Linked DNA regions of Homo sapiens: region 2 is linked to region 1. The links are chromatin loops, found by intact Hi-C in ENCODE. Cell type or tissue: HCT116. All regions are shown on one strand. Each heading gives the region's core, and the rest is flanking DNA. Links, peaks and the distances in the headings are about the cores only. Region 1 has its middle 29 kb from the start of PEX5. Region 2 overlaps SLC2A14 (solute carrier family 2 member 14).

Region 1 (10,391 bases), core at 1,612-9,611:
GGCATCACACTACCTGACTTCTTCAAACTATACTACAAGGCTACAGTAACCAAAACAGCATGGTACTGGTACCAAAACAGAGATATAGATCAATGGAACAGAACAGAGCCCTCAGAAATAACACCGCATATCTACAACTATCTGATCTTTGACAAACCTGACAAAAGCAATGGGGAAAGGATTCCCTATTTAATAAATGGTGCAGGGAAAACTGGCTAGCCATATGTAGAAAGCTGAAACTGGATCCCTTCCTTACACCTTATACAAAAATCAATTCAAGATGGATTAAAGACTTACATGTTAGACCTAAAACCATAAAAACCCTAGAAGAAAACCTAGGCATTACCATTCAGGACATAGGCATGGGCAAGGACTTCATGTCTAAAACACCAAAAGCAATGGCAACAAAAGACAAAATTGACAAATGGGATCTAATTAAACTAAAGAGCTTCTGCACAGCAAAAGAAACTACCAACAGAGTGAACAGGCAACCTACAAAATGGGAGAAAATTTTCGCAACCTACTCATCTGACAAAGGGCTAATATCCAGAATCTACAATGAACTCAAACAAATTTACAAGAAAAAAACAACCCCATCAAAAAGTGGGCGAAGGACATGAACAGACACTTTTCAAAAGAAGACATTTATGCAGCCAAAAAACACATGAAAAAATGCTCACCATCACTGGCCATCAGAGAAATGCAAATCAAAACCACAATGAGATACCATCTCACACCAGTTAGAATGGCAGTCATTAAAAAGTCAGGAAACAACAGGTGCTGGACAGGATGTGGAGAAATAGGAACACTTTTACACTGTTGGTGGGACTGTAAACTAGTTCAACCATTGTGGAAGTCAGTGTGGTGATTCCTCAGGGATCTAGAACTAGAAATACCATTTGACCCAGCCATCCCATTACTGGGTATATTCCCAAAGGACTACAAATCATGCTGCTATAAAGACGCACACGTATGTTTATTGCGGCACTATTCACAATAGCAAAGACTTGGAACCAACCCAAATGTCCAACAACGATAGACTGGATTAAGAAAATGTGGCACATATACACCATGGAATACTATGCAGCCGTAAAAAATGATGAGTTCATGTCCTTTGTAGGGACATGGATGAAATTGGAAATCATTCTCAGTAAACTATCACAAGAACAAAAAACCAAACACTGCATGTTCTCACTCATAGGTGGGAATTGAACAATAAGAACACATGGACACAGGAAGGGGAACATCACACTCTGGGGACTGTTGTGGGGTGGGGGGAGGGGGGAGGGATAGCATTAGGAGATATACCTAATGCTAAATGACGAGTTAATGGGTGCAGCACACCAGCATGGCACATGTATACATATGTAACTAACCTGCACATTGTGCACATGTACCCTAAAACTTAAAGTATAATAATAATAAAATAAAAAAAGAATTATTCTCTTAAAAAATTGTGAATGTTACATTATTCATGTTTTTACATTAAAAACATGAATAGATGTTGAAACTAATTTCTTTGGAAATCTTCGGATATAGACTATTACCTATTAATATAATACTGATAATGATATCAGTATTATATTAGTCAAAAGTTCTAAATTCATCTTGGGATTTTAGAAATTATATTGAAGCTAGCATCAATGAGCAATACAATTATTGTTGATAACCCAAATTTATCAGAGACGTGGCATCTTAAAATTTTACTCAGATTATGCATTTGGGTGACTTTGTAGTCCGCAAAATTTGCAGTCACTAAGGCTAAGGTTAAGAAAACTATTTTATAAATGGACAAAGGACATGAACAGACACTTTTCAAAATAAGACATTCATTTGGTCAACAAATAAATGAAAAAATGCTCAACATTACTAATGAAATGCAAATCAAAACCACAATGAGATACCATCTCACACCAGTCAGAATGACTATTATTAAAAAGTCAAAAAAGTAACATGTTAGTGAGGTTGCAGAGAGAAGGGGACTTATACTCTGTTGGTGGGAGTGTAAATCAGTTCAGCCACTGTGGGAAGCAGTTTGGAAATTTCTCAAAGAACTTAGAACTACCATTTGACCAAGTAGTCCCATTACAGAGTATATACCCAAAGGAGAATAAATCACTACCCAAAAGACACATGCACTCATATGTTCATTGCAGCAGTATTCATGATAGCAACGACGTGGAATCAACCTGGATGCCCATCAATGGTGGACTGGATAAAGCAAATGTGATACATATGCAATATAGAATACTATGCATCCGCGAAAAAGAACAAAATCACGACCTTCGCAGCAGCATGGTTGCCGCTGGAGGCCATTATCCTAAGCAAATTAACACGGGAACAGAAAACCAAATACCACAGATTCTCACTTATAAGTGACAGCTAAACATTTAGTACACATGAACATAAAGATAGGAACGGCAGACACTGCAGACTACCAGAGAGGTGGAGGGGGATGAAGGTTGAAAAACTGTTGGGTACTATGCTCACTCTTCTGGGTGACGGGATCATTTGTACACCAAACCTCAGCGACATGCAGTTTATCCATGTAACAAACCTGCATGTGTACTTCAGAACCTGGAATAAAAGTCAAAAACAAAACAAAAGCCATTTTACAAAGACGCGATTTAAATTATTTGTAATCAATTTAAATATATTAATTAAATTAAAAAAAAATTTTTTTTTGAGATGGAGTTTCACTCTTGTTGCCCAGGCTGGAGTGCAATGGCACGATCTCGGCTCACTGCAACCTCTGCCTCCCCGGTTCAAGCGATTCTCCTGCCTCAGCCTCCCGAGTAGCTGCTATTACAGGCGCCTGCCACCATGCCAGGCTAATTTTTGTATTTTTAGTAGAGACAAGGTTTCACCACATTGGCCAGGCTGGTCTTGAACTCCTGACGTCAGGTGATCCACCCGCCTTAGCTTCCCAAAGTGCTGGGATTACAGGCGTGAGCCACCGTGCCCGGCCCAAATTCCTTAAACACTCACACCCATATATACATTACCTACTCTTAAATAATGACAAAGGTAATAACAACTTACTTTATCTCCAGGGCAAGTGTAAGTGATTTAAATTTCATTTAATCTAGTATTTTAGAAAGGAAAATCCAAACTCTTGCATAAGCTGTAATACCATGTTTGCATTTTTATTTTACACTGTGGGAAAAATGGGAGAGAATATTTATATAGAACTATTGTATGTCCAAAGTTCACAAATTGATTTACTTTGGAGTAAAATTGAATTATCATATTTATTTTACGATCATAACTTCTATTTTTTGTTTTTAAGATCTTAGGACAAAAAGGTTTGTAAATAAAATATCTTTCAATCTGTAACTATATATTTGAATGAAATTTAGACCCAGAACCTGGAATAAAAGTCAAAAACAAAACAACTTTTAGAAACTTAGACCCAAAACTTTTTGTATTATTTTTATTTTCTCTTTAGTCTTTACGTGACTATTAATCACTAGCCTATTGCCCATTTGTATTTCTTTTGTATTTTTTCTTGTAACACAGCAGGGACCCTGAAGTCATTAAACCAAAGTAAGATTTCCTTTATTTCCATCCAACAACTTTTTAAAGGAGATAAAGTGTTTGTGTTAGAGAATAGGAATGTTTAATCTTTTGTTAATAAATTATTACTTTATTCACACTAATTCATACGTGTTTATTTTTTTTCTTCACATCAATGTAGTAGTTACTTTTAACCATGACTTTATAATTCAAAGTAATCCAGTGTTTCATTTGAAAAAACCTTTCCCAAGTAGAAAACCTTCATTTTAAGATTTAGTTCTATGAACTATCAGCCCATGGGGAATATTAACATATTTAGTAGATTTGGGCAAATTAAGGTGGTGACAATTAAGAATGTGTTCTCATTTTCCAAGTAGGAAAGTTTTTCGTAAAGGGCAAGTGCATTTAAAGCATTCAGAGTTTGGTTTGGGATTTACCTTTTCTTGGGAAGTATATTAGTTATATCTTGCTGCATAAAAACCACTCCAAAATTTAGTGGCTTAAAACAACAATAATTAATTATCTCTGACTATTCTGTGGATTGGCAATCTGGGCGCTTCTTCGCTGTACTCACCGGGGAACATTCATGGGGCCACCTGCCGTCATTTGATGCCTCAACTAGGGCTGGGATGTTCCAAGGTGGAGGAGAATTCCTCAGTAGGTGAGACGGCCTCGTTACAGCATGGTGGTCTCAGGGTGTCAAAATGACAGAGCAGGAACTGCAAAGCCTCTCAAAAGCAAGTCTCTGGATCTCACACAATCTCACTCCTGTCACCTTTCATTGGTCAAAACAAATTATTTATTTTACAAGGCTCTGCCTTTGGTCCCACAGGCAGGAGGTCAGACTGCTGCATCAGGGCAGGCATAACTGGGGCCGCCTGTCCCTGTGGAGAATGACCCTTGGTGGCCTGGGCTGGCTGCAGGGGCTTTGCAGCCTCCACCCATACACCCAAGCTGGAAATGACTTAGGGGGCCAACAGGGACACTATAGGCCCTGCTGCATAGCGAGTGTCCTGCATGTGCACCTGTACATTCCTCCCCTCCCTGAGTTGTACGGGCTGCACTGTGCCTTTACCCTAAGTCCCTTCACAGTCAGTCCCTGGCTGTTGTCCCTTTGTGGTGGTCAGCAAGAGACGTGCAGTTTCAGTTCCATGCAGAGTGGGATGGCAACTTCAGGGAGGGGAGTTAGTTAGTCTAACTAATATCAGTTAGACGTTATTTTACTTATAAGTTCAACCCTGAATCAAGGGTGTGAAGAAATAGACTCCATCTCTTGATGGGGAGATGGAGAGAGAAGAAATGACACACTGCAAAGAGATGTGGATACAGGGAGGTATGATTTATTGACGATTATTATGATAGTGACCTATCACCAGTAGCCTTTAAGAGTCCTTCCAGGATTCATATAGATGCTTAATGGTCTTTCTTATATCAACTAAAGTAGGAATTCATTGCAATTGAGACACTTTCTGGTCTTTAAATATAAGAATATTCTAGAGACGGGCAAACTATTCTAGGTCAAAGTTTCCTCAAGTGGAAACTGTACGACTGGGTTTTATTCAATTTACCCATTTGTTTTTCTTTAGAAATATACAGCCTCTGCAGACACTGCTTCTGAATGAACGGGCTGGAGTTTCCTTGGGATCCTGAACTCATATTGGATTCTCTACCTACCATCTTGGACAATTCATGTAGGAAAACAAATCCTCATTTGTTCAAACAATAGATGAAAATTATTAAAGTTTTGACACATATTAAATGGCGGCCTTGTGTTTCAAAGAAAAGGAAAGAGATAGTTGAATCAGGGTAAAACAACCCACTCACAACCTTAGGCTAAGACACTCACACAGCTTGTCTTCTAGCAAACTGCGTATTTAATCTGCTAAGGCAATGGGGACCTTGTCTTGAGATAGAACTGCCACTCAGGGTCATATCTTTTGTTCTCCTCTAAACTCTACTCTAGTTGAAGTTTTCTAACAATCTGGGAACCCTTATCCCCCAATCCCTGCAGAATGGCTTAATCTAACACGTCGTAAAGAAGGAAACTTCTTGTCTTAACTTGGTTTAAAAAATCTTTCTAACGACACAATTTTCAAAGGCTTCATCAGTTTAAAAAGATTATTGTGCTGACTCCATTAGCAATATCTGGCAGCCGCTACTAGGCAGCAAAACCTACCATGACTACCACTATTATATATTTGCAGTTCTCTTACTTTTTGGTGTTTTTTTGAAAAAAATTTTTTAATTTTTGTAGGTACATAGTAGGTATATATATTTATGGGCTACATGAGATATTTTGATACAGGAATGCAATATGTAATAAACACAGGGTAAATAGGGTATCCATTACCCAAGCATTTATCCTTTGTGTTACAGACACTCCAGTGATATTCTTTTAGTTATTTATAATGTATAATTAATTATTTTTGACTATAGTCACCATGTTGTGTTAGAGAATACTAGGTCTTATTCATTCTTTATAATTATTCTTTTGTACCCATTAACCATCCTCACTCCCCCCCACCCACCCCACTACCCTTCCTAGCCTCTGGTAACCATCCTTCTACTCTATCTCCGTGAGTTCAGTTGTTTTAATTTTTACTTCCCACAAATAAGTGAGAACATGTGACGTTTATCTTTCTTTGCCTGGTTAATTTCACTTAACATAATGACCTCCAGTTCCAACCATGTTGTTGCAAATGACAGGATCTCATTCTTCTTTATGGTGTTCTCAAAGCCAAAATATCTTCAATTGTTTGGACCATACTAGAAGCAGGCACAAAGTCAGACAGCCTTCAACATTCAAACAGAAATGGACACCAACACTCTTCTGGCCCGTATTTGGGCTCACTTAGGAAGTTAAAATGAGATCTATAATCTCAATGTTTTTGTTTGAATAGCTGACCTAACAGTGGAAGAAGACAACATGATAGGCATATGTGTTCCAGGTAAGAGAAAGAAAAAAGCATCAATCATAGGAGTCCAAACTATTTGGAATTGCCAACTCTGGCACTAAACAGCAGATGGCGCCAAAGGACCTTAGTAGCAACCAAGAGATTTGCTGCCATCTCTCTTTCTGCTTTCTCCTCCATCTACCCAAGATTGCTAGGCCTCAAGGTCTGGAGTTAAGAGCATAGGTTCAGGAGTCTGACTGCCCACCTTCACAGTACCACATTTGCTACTTGGGTGACCTTAGATGACTGACTTAACTTGGTTTTCCTCTTTGCAGAATAGGAATGTTAAGAAAAACCCTACCTCCCAGGGTTATTGGTAAGATTAGAATAATTATTACATATCATCATAAGGAATAGTTCCTGCCATATAAGTTTAAAAAATGTTAGCTATTACTCACTGAAACGCATTCCTTTCTATATTTTAACATCTTCAGTGGCATCTAATCTTGATGCATTGCCACCTCTCCTTTAATCCCCACCTAGGCTCCGTGGGGAACTTCCTATGACAAATTGACTAGGAAAAAAATTCAGGTCTGATTTACAGATGGTTCTGATGATATGCTGGTACCTCCTAAAAGTGGATGACCACGGCATTATAGAATTCCCCAAGGGTGATCCTGAAAGGCAGTTAGGAAGAAATATCTTCTTAATGGTCAGAACTTTGAGCAGTGCACTTAGCTGTCCATTTTACCTGGAAGGAGAAAGGCCAGAAGTTATGGATCTAAGCTGATTCACGGGTAGTGGCGGATGGTTTGGCTCTATGTTCAGGGACTTAGGGAGGACTGACTATGAATTAGAGAAGAAGCATGTAGATCAATCTTTTGTAAGGGCACAGGTGTGGAGATATTCGTGTTCCATGTGAATGCTCACTAAATGTCATCTGTTATAGAGGTGGTGCTCAAAAGTCATCTTGGCAAGATGACCTTTTTTGTGAATGGCAACCAGCTGCTTTCCCAAGCCACTTCAGTGCTGCTCATTGGACCAATGAACAGGGTGATGATATTAGATCTCTTCCATCATGGATAAGGACAAGATTATTTTCCTCACTAGAATAGATACTTACTTGATATGGATTTGTCTTTCTTGTGCATGACATTTCTGCTGCCACTATGATTCTTGGATGTATTGAATTCTTATCCACCATGATGGTATCCTATGTAATACTGCTTCTGTACTACGAATTCATTGTACAGCAAAAAACCCAGGCAATATGTTCATACCCATGTTATTCAACAATCTTACGTATATCATTTCATCACTCAGAAGTAACTGGCCTGATAGAATTATGAAATAGTTTGTTGACAACTCAATTATGGCATCAGCTGAGTGACAATGCCATGAGGGGTTAGGGTTCTGTCCTATAAGATGTAGTGTCTGATCAGAATCAGTGACCAATATATGGTAGTTTCTCTCCCATAGTCAGAAAATATAGGTCTAGGAACAAACGGGTGGAAGGAGAAGTGGCTTTCTTCATTGTTATCTATTATCCACACACAAAATGTGTGCTTTTTGTTCCTGCAACTTTGGAAACTTTGATTTAGATTCTTAGTTCTCAAGGGATGAATACGTCTACCAGGGTACATAATTATGATTCCATTGAACTGGAAGTTGAGACATCACCTGATTATTTTGGGCTTCTTGTTTATTCTGTTGTCTCTACAGCATCCTTCAAGATCAGCTCATGAGGACTCTCCTTTCACAGTGGTGAAAGGCTAATTAAGCTGTTTTCTCAAGCAAAACAACTCTTTTTACACCTCATCTCTATCCTTATGTCATGTAGACAGTGCTGCAGTTCTTTTTTTCATAGCAAATTTTTCTTCTTGTTTTACTTCTATGTGGTTTTAATTGAAAAGCAGCCAAATGATAAATACACATATAAACATCCTGCCTCCTCTGTTATGTCTGATTAAGACTTAGTAAGAGGCCTCAGGGTCTCCACCTGTTAGTATGTTGTGGTTTGTCTTGTGTATCTTTGGAGACAGGAGAGATGTGTGGCTTGTATACGTTTGTTGGAAATAAACTGCTTCTGTTTTTGAAAATTGGAATTTGCTTTATTTATTGCTGAAAACTTATGCCTTTGAAATGAAAATATAAATTGCCTAAGTAATGTTCTGAAAACCAATTCTTACATAAGATAATTTCTCTTAAATGTCTAGCACAGTGCCATTCAAGCATTCAATAAACATTAGTTGAGTATCGTTTAAGTTATAGACATTGGAAATACAGAGTCACTCCCCTCAAAATCTAGCCTAGAAGAGTAAGTGGCCAGAAATAAATAAGTTAACAATTTCAGGCACCAGAGTAGCAGTAGCTGTGAGGTAAAATGGGGGCATAAGGGAGGTAAGTAGATATAGGCTTTCCCCCAGTCTTGGGCCCTATCAGAGCCCCAGCAGATGCCTGTGGCCTGCAGAGGCCTTAGCATGCCCAGATGAGGAAGGATTCAATAAGGAAAGAAAGAATCTGTTTGCAGACTTGGAGTCTCACTCTTTTTGCCCAGGCTGGAGTGCAGTGGCTCAATCTCAGCTTGCTGCAAACTCTGCCTCCCAGGTTCAAGCAATTCTCCTGCCTCAGCCTCCCGAGTAGCTGGGATTGCAGGCGCACACTACCATGCCTGACTAATTTTTGTATTTGTAGTAGAGACGGGGTTTCACCATGTTGGCCAGGCTGGTCTCCAACTCCTGACCTCAAGTGATCCACCCACCTTGGCTTCCCAAAGTGCTGAGATTATAGGCGTGAACCACCACGCCCGGCCACAGGCAGGACTTCAAAGTGCACCGAAGCTGCATGTGTAGGACAGATCACCTGTGTGGGAGCATGTGGCTTTGAACTCTGAGTACCAGCCAGAGATGGACAATCTTGGATCAGATGCCCAAATTCTGTTCCTCCTCTGTCTTCTGGCTTAAAGATAGAACTGTGGTGTCATTAACCTTGGATTCAATTACCTTAAGAATCTCCACTCACAAGAGCTCAAATTGCTTTGGAGTTGTTAATTACACCAGCTTCTGAACAGAGGTGGATTAATTGTGAAGCTAATGAAGTTTAAGCTTCAGGACCTAAATTTCCCTGCACCAGCTACTTCCAAGGTTCTGGGAGGGGCCCTGACACTGTGTTTGCAAGGGCACATGCTTCTGTAAACTTTGCAAAAGTAAACTATTTTCAATGCAGTTAGTTAAGATGACTCTTTCCACTCCAACCCCCTCTCTGCCATACTTCTCCTTGAACTGGAGAGGGCTGAAGTAGGACCATGGAATTTCATATTGGTAATTTTGTATTCTTTTACTTATAGAGGGTTCCTCGAACTGCACAAACTTTAGTCTCCTCCCTGGATCCATCCCTGGTTCTGATCATGACTACGATTTCCCCCAAGTTGCCATTTAGATTGTATTAATATTAAAATGAGATAAAACAGTCCTTATTATTAAAAGAATGTATTGTCTTTTTTAAGAAAAGAAGCAATTCAGTGAAATTATTATTATTATTATTTTTGAGACAGAGTCTCACTCTCACCCAGGCTGGAGTGCAGTGGCGCGATCTCGACTCAACTGCAACCTCCACCGTGCCAGGCTCAAGCAATTCTCCTGCTTCAGCCCCCCAAGTAGCTGGGACTACAGGCACATGCCACCATGCCTGGCTAGTTTTTGTATTTGTGGTAGAGATGGGGTTTGCCATCTTGGCTAGGCTGGTCTTGAACTCCTGACCTCAGGTGATCCACCCTCCTCGGCCTCTCAGAATGCTGGGATTACAGGCTTGAGCCACTGTGCCAGGCCCAGTGAAATTATTTCTTACCCAAGAAGGCAATTAAAGGAGCCTGTGCATGGAGCACTAAATCTGGGGATCAGATTTGCCAAAAAAATCAAGAAGAAACTGAAGAGGTTTAAAATGCATATATTGCTTTTTCATTAGTATAGGAATGGTGGAAGA
Region 2 (10,391 bases), core at 706-8,705, 590 kb after region 1:
GCAATTCTGCCTCAGACTCCCAAGTAGCTGGGACTACAGGCACACGCCACCATGCCTGGCTAATTTTTGTATTTTCAGTAGAGGCAGGGTTTCACCGTGTTGGTCAGGCTGGTCTCCAACTCCTGATTTCGTGATCTGCCTGCCTCAGCCTCCCAAAGTGCTGGGATTGCAGGAATGAGCCACCATGCCCAGCTTTTTTTTTTTTTTTTTTGAGATGGACTCTTTTTCTGTCTCTCAGGCTGGAGTGTAGTGGCTCACTGCAACCTCTGCCTCCTGGGTTCAAGCAATTCTACCTCAGCCTCCCGAGTAGCTGGGATTACAGGTATGTGCCACCACACCCAGCTAATTTTTGTATTTTTAGTAGAGATGGGGTCTCAAAAAAAAAAAGGGAGAAAGGATGGTAGCATAAGACGGTATACTAGAGAAACACTAAAATAGGATAGGCAAAATATGAGCCTTTAAAAGCTTTAAGGAGTAACATACTTAGATTTGCATTTTAGATTGTTCTCCCTGTACTACGGGAAGGTATTGGAAGGGAGCAAGACCAGAGATTAGTCTATTTTAATGATTATGCCTATTTATAAGGGCCTAGATTAGGATTCATTGGGAAACAGTGTGTTACATATGACAGAAGTAAGGAGATGATCAAAGAATGATTTCATAGCCGGATGTGGTGGCTCATGTCTGTAATCCTAGAACTTTGGGAGGTCAAGGTGGGTGGATCACTTGAGGTCAGGGAGTCCAGGACCAACCTGGCCTATGTGGTGAAACCCCTTCTCTACTAAAAACACAAAAAAATTAGCTGGGCATGGTGGCGGGCGCCTGTAATCCCAGCTGGCTTCAAGCAATCCACCTGCCTTGGCCTCCCAAAGTTTTGAGATTACAGACATAAGCCACTGTTCCTGGCTCAAGTATACCACCCTAATCAAAATTATTTTTGGAGTTTTTTTTTCCTTCTTCAACAGTTATGTTAGAGATTATGGATTTTTTTGTTTGCTTTTGTTTGTTTGTTTGTTTTGCGACGGAGTCTGGCTCTGTTGCCCAGGCTGGAGTGCAGTGGCGTGATCTCTGCTCACTGCAACCTCCACCTTCCAGGTTCAAGTGATTCTCCTGCCTCAGCCTCCTGAGTAGCTGGAATTATAGGCATGCACCACCACACCTGGCTAATTTTTTGTATTTTTAGTAGAGACGGGGTTTCACCATGTTAGCCAGGATGGTCTCAATCTCCTGACCTCGTGATCTGCCCGCCTCGGCCTCCCAAAGTGCTGGGATTACAGGCGTGAGCCACTGGCCCGGCTTTTTTTTCTTTTTAGATGGAGTCTCGCTCCTGTCTGGAAGGCTGGAGTGCAGTGGTGTAATCTCGGCTCACTGCAACCTCTGTCTCCCAGGTTCAAGTGATTCTCCTGCCTTAGCCTCCCAAGTAGCTGGGATTACAGGTGCCCGCCACCACGCCCAGCTAATTTTGTTTTTGTTGTTGTTTTTGTGCAATTGGTTGTCAGCCCATTTTACACATTCTTCTAGAATTGGCCATTTCTCCAAGAAGCATTAGTTACTTTTAGCAAGGAATAATATTTAGAGATCAGAACTGATCGCTGGTATTGCTATAATTAAGGGTAGTTGCAGATATTGACTTTATGTGCAGACAATTGAAAATCCAGAAAAATCTCAGAAGTCTTTCTGTGACTTCTCCTCACATATTATCCAAAATTGACATAAGCCCATGATTAAACTAACAATTTGGCAAAGCGAATGAGATCATTACAATTTGCCTCCCACCGCTGGGTATAGTGGCATACATCTGTTATCCCAGTATTTTGGGGGCCGAGGCTGAAGGAACACTTGAGGCCAGGAGTTTGACACCAGCCTGGTCAACATAGTAAAACTCCATGTCTACAGAAAAATTTAAAAACTTAGCCAGGTGTGATGGTGCGTGCCTTTGGTCCTAGCCAGTCAGGAGGCTGAAGCTAGAGGATTGCCTGAGCTCAGGAGTTTGAGGCTGCAATGAGCTATGACCGCACCACTGCACTCCAGCCTGGGTGACAGAGGGAGACCCTGTCTCTAAAAAAATAGTAATAAAATAAAATAAAAAGATTTACCTCCTAACTAAAAGACATGGCCTTCAGAAGAAGTTAAGATAATTGTATGTGAATGGAAAACGAATAGTTTCTGCTACAGCAACCAGTGTATATCTGCTCTAGTACAGCTACAACTAAATCAATTTTACAAGGTAGAGAGTCCAGGAAGACTACCAAATATATATAGAAACTGCATATTTGATTAAGAATTCTAGTTTAGATCACTATATTATTAGTTAGAAAAACAGGCCGGGAGCAGTGGCTCACGCCTGTAATCCCAGCACTTTGGGAGGCTAAGCTGGGCAGATCGCGAGGTCAGGAGTTCAAGACCAGCCTGGCCAACATGGCGAAACCCTGTCTCTATTAAAAATACAAAAAGTAGCCGGGCGTGGTGGTGGGCACCTGTAATCCCAGCTACTTGGGAGGCTGAGGCAGGAGAATCGCTTCAATCCAGGAGGTGGAGGTTGTAGTGAGCAGAAACCAAGCCACTACACTCACTCCAGCCTAGATGACAAGAGCAAGGTTCTGTCTCAAAAAAAAAAAAAAAAAAAAAGAAAAACAAGGCACAAAACCATATGAATGATTTATTCTATTTGAATTAAAAAATATAAGTCACATAGATACAAACATTTTCTGGGAGGATAAAAACATACGCCCAAAATTTACATTTCAGATGAATAGATAAATAATAAATTATTTAGGAAATAAAAGTAACAATTCTCAGTTTGGGGGAAAGTTGATAGAGTCCTGCTTCATTCTAGGTTACATGAAAGCTGGGTGCCATGGCTCACACCTGTAGTCCCAGCAATTTGAGAGGCTGAGGTGGGAAGATCACTTGAGCCCGGGAGTTCTAGACAAGGCTGGGCAACATAGCAAATTCCCATCTCTACAAAAAATAAAACAAATTAGCTGGACACAGTGGTGCTTGCCTGTAGTCCCAGCTGCTTGGGAAGCTGAGGAGGGAGAATCAATTGAGCCTGATGGTTGAGGCTGCAGCGAGCTGTGATTGTGCCACTGCACTCCAGCCTGAGCGACAGAGAAAGACGCTGTCTCAAAAAACAAACAATCAAAAAACAATAGGCCGTGAGAGGTTGCTCACACCTGTAGTCCCAGCATTTTGGGAGGCCTAGGCGGGTGGATCACTTGAGGCCAGAAGTTCAAGACCAGCCTGGCCAACATGGCAAAATCCAATCTCTACAAAAAAATACAAACATTAGCCGGGCGTGGTGGTGCATGCCTGTGGTCTCAGCTATTCGGGAAGCTGAGTCAGAAGAATCACTTGATTGAACCCAGGAGGCAGAGGCTGCAATCAGCCTAGATCATGCCACTGCATTCCAGCCAGGGAGATAGGTGTGAAACTCTGTTTCAAAAAAAAGAAAAAAGAAAAGAAAATACACACATTAAAATCTCAGCTCCACCATTATGACCTTGGGCAAATTATTTTGCAGGCTTTTAGGTCTTCCCTTTTGTGTAAATAGAAATAATACTTGAAGTGATTTCTGTCATCTAATATGTATTTTGTCTAGCTCATAGAACATATACAATTAATGTCAGTTACCTGCATGGCAATGTAAAATGTGATCATCCTTTGATACACCCCCTAGGACTGTATGCCAAGGCATTAATCAAACAACCACATAAAGATACTCATTACAGCACTGTTGGTAATAGCTAAACAATTTTTTATTTTTATTTTTATTTATTTATTATTTTTGAGGCGAAGTCTCAATCTGTCACCAGGCTGGAGTGCAGTGGCACGATCTCGGCTCACTGCAACCTCCACCTCCCGGGCTCAAGCAATTCTGCCTCAGCTTCGTGAGTAGCTGGGACTACAGTTGCGCACCACCAAAGCCAGCTAATTTTTGTATTTTTAGTAGAGACGGGGTTTCACTGTGTTGGCCAGGATGGTCTCGATCTCTTGACCTGGTGATTTGCCCACCTCGGCCTCCCAAAGTGCTGGAATTATAGGTGTGAGCCACTGCGCCCGGCCAAAAATATTTTTTTAAATCTAAATGTATATCAATAGGACTTTCCTTAAATGTGTTATGATATATTGGAGTACTTATGTAGCCATAAAAAACAAAAAAGATGGCCAAGTGCAGTGGTTCATGCCTGTCATCCCAGCACTTTGGGAGTCTGAGTCTGGTGGATCACAAAGTCAGGAGTTTGAGACCAGCCTGACCAACATGGCAAAACCCCGTCTCTACTAAAAATACAAAAATAAGCTCGGCATGCTGGCCGAGTGCCTGTATCTCAGCTACTTGGCAGGCTGAGGCAGGAAAATTGCTTGAACCCGGGAGACGGAGGTTGCAGTGAGCTGAGATTGAGCCACTGCACTCCAGTCTGGGCAACAGAGTGAGACCCTGTCTCAAAACAAAACAAAACAAAAACAAAAAGGATGAAGCAGATTTAAATGTATGGGAAAATTCCATTATTAAGGTAAAAGAGCAGATTCGTTTATAGGTTGTGATCCCATTCATGTCATATATGGAGATAAATTAAGTGTGGAAAGATAGATACAGATATAGAAATAAAAGTAATAGTTATCTCTAGGAAATAAAATTAGGAGGCATTTTTTGCTTTTCCTCTATTTTTAGAACATATCTGACAAAAATAATAGATAAATCTATTTGGAAAGCATAAGAGTAGCCTCTATGGAACTAAATAATTGCTAGTAAAAGTAACATTTCCGTGAACATTTTTGAAATATGAAAATAACTCAAGTACTTGTACTGATACCTTTAGGACATGCTAGAATACTGGAACTCTTGCTTTTGAAACACAGATTAGACTGTCCCTCTTTGGGCAAAGCCATTAAGTCAATGTTAAGCTCACTGAGAGAGTCACACCCCCCTCTAGTGGTCTACCGTGGCACTGGGCTCACCAATCTCCCAACTGTTTTACAATGATAGGGAACTTTCCTTAACCATCACATGTTCAGGGACAAGGGAATGGATGCCCAGACATATTCTTCAATTACATGTGGTTCAAGATAGAAATCAATTGAGAATGATGGATCAGATATACTCAGATGTACTTGATGAAGTAGAAGTTCCTCTAAATGGAATAAACTGGAGGCCCTAGGGAAAAAAAAATGGATTGAAAACCTTAGCAGAATAAGTGACACTGCTTTTACAAGTGATTCATAGTGGTTATAAACTAAGCCAGCAGGCAGACATGGAAATGTTCTTGGAAGAGTGTGTTTAGATATTGTAATGAAGATACAAATTTGCTGAGGACATTGGAAAAAAGAAATCTGTTGCTGTGGAGTTTAACTAAAAGTGTATCAGTCTCTTTCATCTTTTTTTTTTTTTTTTTGAGACAGAGTCTTGCTCAGTCGCTGAGGCTGGAGTGCAATGGTGTGATCTTGGCTCACTGCAACCTCCGTCTCCCGGGTTCAAGCGATTCTCCTGCCTCAGCCTCCTGAGTAGCTGGGAAGTAGCTGGGATTATAGGCGCCGCCACCATGCCCAGCTAATTTTTAATTTTTGTATTTTTTAGTAGAGACGGGGTTTCACCATGTTGGCCAGGATGGTCTCAATCTCCTGACCTCGTGATCCGCCCACCTCGCCCTCCCAGAGTGCTGGGATTACAGGCGTGAGCCACTGTGCCCGGCCTCTCTTTCTCTTTTGTCACCTATTTAGCTTTAGAAAATTGGGTAGCAAGCCCGCAGGTGTGTATGAACAGGGCCACGGTTGAACAAAGACTAACAGAAGGCAAGCTGAACAGAGTGTCGGAGTCATAGGATTGGCTTCAGCTTCCCTCACAGTTTATAAGAGATCCTTGTGGAGATTCATGGTCAAGATCATGCGTTAGCTGAGGAAAATTCAGAGTTTATTAGAATCAGAACATCTAGCACAGCTACAGTATGGGACAGGTGCGGGACATCCAGCAACATGGCACCAGGGAGGTAGGCTCCTGGGATCTACTGCCAGTCTTTAGGAGTAGTTCACAGCCCAACACTTGTGGGGGATGACGTGAGCTAGTCATTTTGGATTGAAAGCTTGATGTTGCAAATATTATGTTGTAGAAACTCTGGATTCTCTTGTGTTCTTCTGGGCATTTTGTATTTTTGTTCTAGTAGGCAAAAACGTTATCTTCCCAGCAACGAGCAACAGCTGATCTCTCTATCCTGCTCTAGGGTCTTCATCTGCTGCTTTTTGGCCTGGAGACACCTGTGCTTGCAAAATTCGCTGGTCAGTCAGGAATTTGGGCAGAAAATATGATCAGACTTTTAGGAATGACTTTCTCTATGGTTTTTTTTCCCCCCTTTTTAGTTGTTTTTGGTAGGATTCACTCCTATTTTTTTTTTTTTTTTTTTGAGACGGAGTCTCGCTCTGTCGCCTAGGCTGGAGTGCAGTGCCATGATCTCGGCTCACTGGAAGCTCTGCCTCCTGGGTTCATGCCATTCTCCTGCCTCAGCCTCCCAAGTAGCTGGGACTACAGGCGTCCGCCACCACACCCGGCTAAAATTTTTTTGTATTTTTTAGTAGAGATGGGGTTTCACCGTGCTAGCCAGGATGGTCTTGATCTCTTGACCTCACCATCCACCTGCCTCGGCCTCCCAAAGTGCTGGGATTACAGGTGTGAGCCACCGTGCCCAGCCAATTCACTCCTAATTTCAAACTGCTCTGTTGGTTTTGGGCACTTCCAGCCATAAAATTTCAGCTTTCTGCACACGGCCCTGGGTTCATTCCCCAGCACCATCACCAAAAAAAAAAAAAAAAAAAAAAAAATAGATTTCAGTTTTCTGTCACCTGAGCTGTGGAGGAATGAGGAATACATTCATTTTTTTTAATCTTTTTTTTTTTTTTTTTTTTGAGACAGAGTCTTGATCTGTCGCCCAGGCTGGAGTGCAGTGGCGTGATCTTGGCTCACTGCAAGCTCTGTCTCCTGGGTTCCTGCCATTCTCCTGCCACAGCCTCCCAAGTAGCTGGGACTACAGGCACCCGCCATCACGCCCGGCTAATTTTTTTTGTATTTTTAGTAGAGACGGGGTCTCACCGTGTTAGTCAGGATGGTCTTGATCTCCTGACCTTGTGTTCTGCCCGCCTCGGCCTCCCAAAGTGCTGGGATTACAGGCGTGAGCCACCGCGCCTGGTCAATCATTTTATTTTTAACATTACTTATTTTTATTTTTTACTTTTTTTCAGTTTACATTTACATGAGCATTTATTTTTTATTTTTTATTTTTTATTTTTTTTTGAGACAGTGTCTGGCTGTGTCACCCAGGCTGGAGTGCAGTGGATCGATCATAGCTCACCTCAGCCTCGAACTCCTGAGCTCAAGTGATCCCCCTGCCTCAGCCTCTCCAGTGGCTAGAATTTCAGATATGCACCACCACACCTGGCTAATTGTTTTTATGAAATAAAATTTTTTTAAATTTATTTTTGTAGAGACTGGGGTCTTGTTACATTGTCCAGGCTGTCCTTGAACACCTGGCCTCAAGCTATTGTTCTGCCCTGGCCTTCCAAAGAGCTGGGATTATAGGCATGAGCTACATGGGCCGGTCCAAACTTAGTGTACTCTTTTTTTGTCTTCTCCCAGGCTGGAGTACAGTGGTGCTATCATGGTTCACTGCAGCCTCCAACTCCTGGGTTCAAGCAGTCCTCCCACCTCAGCCTCCCGAGTAGCTGGGATTATAGGTGTGCACCACCATGCCCAGCTAATTTTTTTTTTTGAGATGGAGTCTCCCAACTGTTGCCCAGACTGGAGTGCAATGGTGCGATCTCGGCTCAAAGCAACCTCCGCCTCCCAGGTTCAAGCGATTCTCCTGTCTCGGCCTCCCAAGTAGCTGGGATTACAGGCACATGCCACCGCACTCTGCTAATTTTTGTGTTTTTAGTAGAGATGAGGTTTTTCCATGTGAGCCAGGCTGCTCTAGAACTCCTGGGCACAAGTGATCCGTCCACCTTGGCCTCTCAAAATGCTGGGATTACAGGCGTGAGCCACTGCCCCTGGCCTGACTGTAGGATTTATCAGGCTTTACCCTGTCTAAGTTTATGGGTTTCTGCTCCTACCAGGAAGGTCCTACTCTTTCCCTGCTTTTCTCAGTGTTCCTACCTTTCAATAATAAAAAAACAATTGGCCGGGCGCGGTGGCTCACGCCTGTAATCCCAGCACTTTGGGAGGCCGAGGTGGGCGGATCAGTTGAGCTCAGGTGTTCAAGACCAGCCTGGCCAACATGGTGAAACCCCGTCTCTACAATACTACAAAAATAGCCAGGCATGACAGTGTGTGCCTGTACTCCCAGCTACTGGGGAGGCTGAGGCGGGAGAATTACTTGATCCCTGAAGACTAAGGTTGCAGTGAGCCGAGATCACACCATTGCACTGCAGCCTGGGCAACTGAGAAAGACTCCATCTCAAATAAATAAATAGTTAATTAATTAAAAAAACAATTGTAATGTGAAAGGCTTGGTCGCTCGAATCTGAAGTCCAAGCTAGTCAGGAGGCTGAAGCCGGACAGTTGCTTGAGCCCAGGAGAATAGCCCGGGCAATACAGTGATATCCTGTTCCCCTCCTCCGATAAAAAACAATTATAATCCTTGGGAAGACAAATTTTAGTATAATATACTTTTTTTGTTTTTTGAGATAGGGACTCTGTCACTCAGGCTGGAGTGCAGTGGTGCGATCTTGGCTCATTGCAGACTCAATCGCCTGGACTCAGGTGATTCTCCCACCTCAACCTCCCAAGTAGCTGGGACTACAGGCATGTGCCACCATGCCCGGCTTGTTTTCTTTTGTTTTTTGAGATGGACTCTCCCTCTGTCGCCCAGGCTGGAGTGCAGTGGCACGATCTCGGCTCACTGCAAGCTCCGCCTCCCGGGTTCACTCCATTCTCCTGCCTCAGCCTCCTGAGTAGCTGGGACTACAGGCGCCCGCCGCATGCCCCACTAATTTTTTTTTTGTATTTTTAGTAGAGACGGGGTTTCACCGTGTTAGCCAGGATGGTCTCGATCTCCTGACCTTGTGATCCGCCCGCCTCAGCCTCCCAAATTGCTGGGATTACAGGTGTGAGCCACTGCGCCCGGCCGAAGGATTTTAAGTAGGATAGTGATATACAGTCCGACTTCTGTATCTGCAGATGCAAAGAACTACAGATGGAAAATATTTGGGAAAAAAGACAATACAACTATAAAAAACAATACAGTTTAACAATTATTTACATTGTATTAGGTATTAAAAGTAATCTAGAGATGATTTAAAGTGCATGAGATGATGTGCATAGATTATTTGCATTTAAATCATCACAATAATAATTATATGCATTTTTTTTTGAGACCAAGTCTTGCTCTGTCACCAGGCTGGAGTGCAGTGGCGTGATCTCAGCTCACTGCAAACTCCGCCTCCCAGGTTCAAAGGATTCTCCTGCCTCAGCCTCCTGAGTAACTGGGACTACAGGTGCATGCCACCACACCCAGCTAAGTTTTGTATTTTTAGTAGAGATGGGGTTTCACCATGTTGGCCAAGATGGTCTGGATCTCTTGACCTCGTGATCTGCCCGTCTTGGCCTCGCAAAGTTCTGGGATTACAGGCATAAGCCACTGCACCCAGACTATATGCATTTTATATAAGGGACTTGAGTATCCCTGAATTTTGTTATCTAAGAAGGGGTCTGGGAACCAGTCCCCTGGGGATGGCAAGGGACTGCTGTATGTCACATGGATGCCCTGACAGCAGTGTGGGATGAATTGTAGAGAGCAAAGACTGGAGGAGGAAGGAAGTGGAAAGGAACACGAGAAAAACAGAAAAAAAAAAAAACTAGTTCTCACTGGGGAAAGAAAGCAACATAATTCATCAAGTATGAAAAGCAAGGCACGAAGGCTTTTTCACTTAATCTGCATAATAAACACATATTGCTATTCTCTTTTTTTTTTTGAGACAAAGTCTCACTCTCGTCCCCCAGGCTGGAGTGCAATGGCGCAATCTTGGCTCACTGCAACCTCTGCCTCCTGGGTTCAAGCGATTCTCCTGCCTCAGCCTCCCAAGTAGCTGGGATTATAGGCACCTGCCACCACGCCAGGCTAATTTTTGTATTTTTAGTACAGACAGGGTTTCACCATATTGGCCAGGTGGTCCCAAACTCCCGATCTCAGGTGATCCGCCCTCCTTTGCCTCCCAAAGTGCTGGGATTACAGACATGAGCCACCGGGCCCGGCCAAATATTGCTATTCTCTTATGTATGAGACTCTAAGAACAGAGTCTCATACAAGTCTCAAGGTCACAACAGGTACTGAGTAGCCAACTCAGGATTTAAAGCTGATTTTGTTGTTACAGGAACGGCAAAAAATAAATAAATAATGTGCTTGTGATGT

What was found. Peaks named below come from ENCODE experiments on the same cell type or tissue, not always from the same donor. Only the 100,000 strongest peaks of a DNase experiment are listed, where the experiment ranks them.
Region 2: it touches region 1 in a loop (5-fold over the local background); 16 of 110 quality-filtered maps call a loop at or near these places.

What each region holds. Positions count from the first base shown.
Region 1 is chr12:7,213,300-7,223,690 of GRCh38, forward strand. It overlaps a transcript of PEX5 not described here. Among named protein-coding and RNA genes, the nearest start is that of PEX5, 29 kb to the left of the region's middle. In HCT116, for the core only: a CTCF peak has its summit at 6,523 (motif pointing right); a DNase peak (open chromatin) is centred at 6,562.
Region 2 is chr12:7,802,124-7,812,514 of GRCh38, forward strand. It overlaps SLC2A14 (solute carrier family 2 member 14), which reads right to left. Exons shown (of 11, transcript NM_001286234.2): 11 at 10,391. Among named protein-coding and RNA genes, the nearest start is that of NANOG, 18 kb to the left of the region's middle. RefSeq lists enhancers at 1-175, 2,670-3,191, 3,192-3,711, 5,678-6,177 and a silencer at 4,850-5,009. In HCT116, for the core only: a CTCF peak has its summit at 4,946 (motif pointing left); a DNase peak (open chromatin) is centred at 4,958.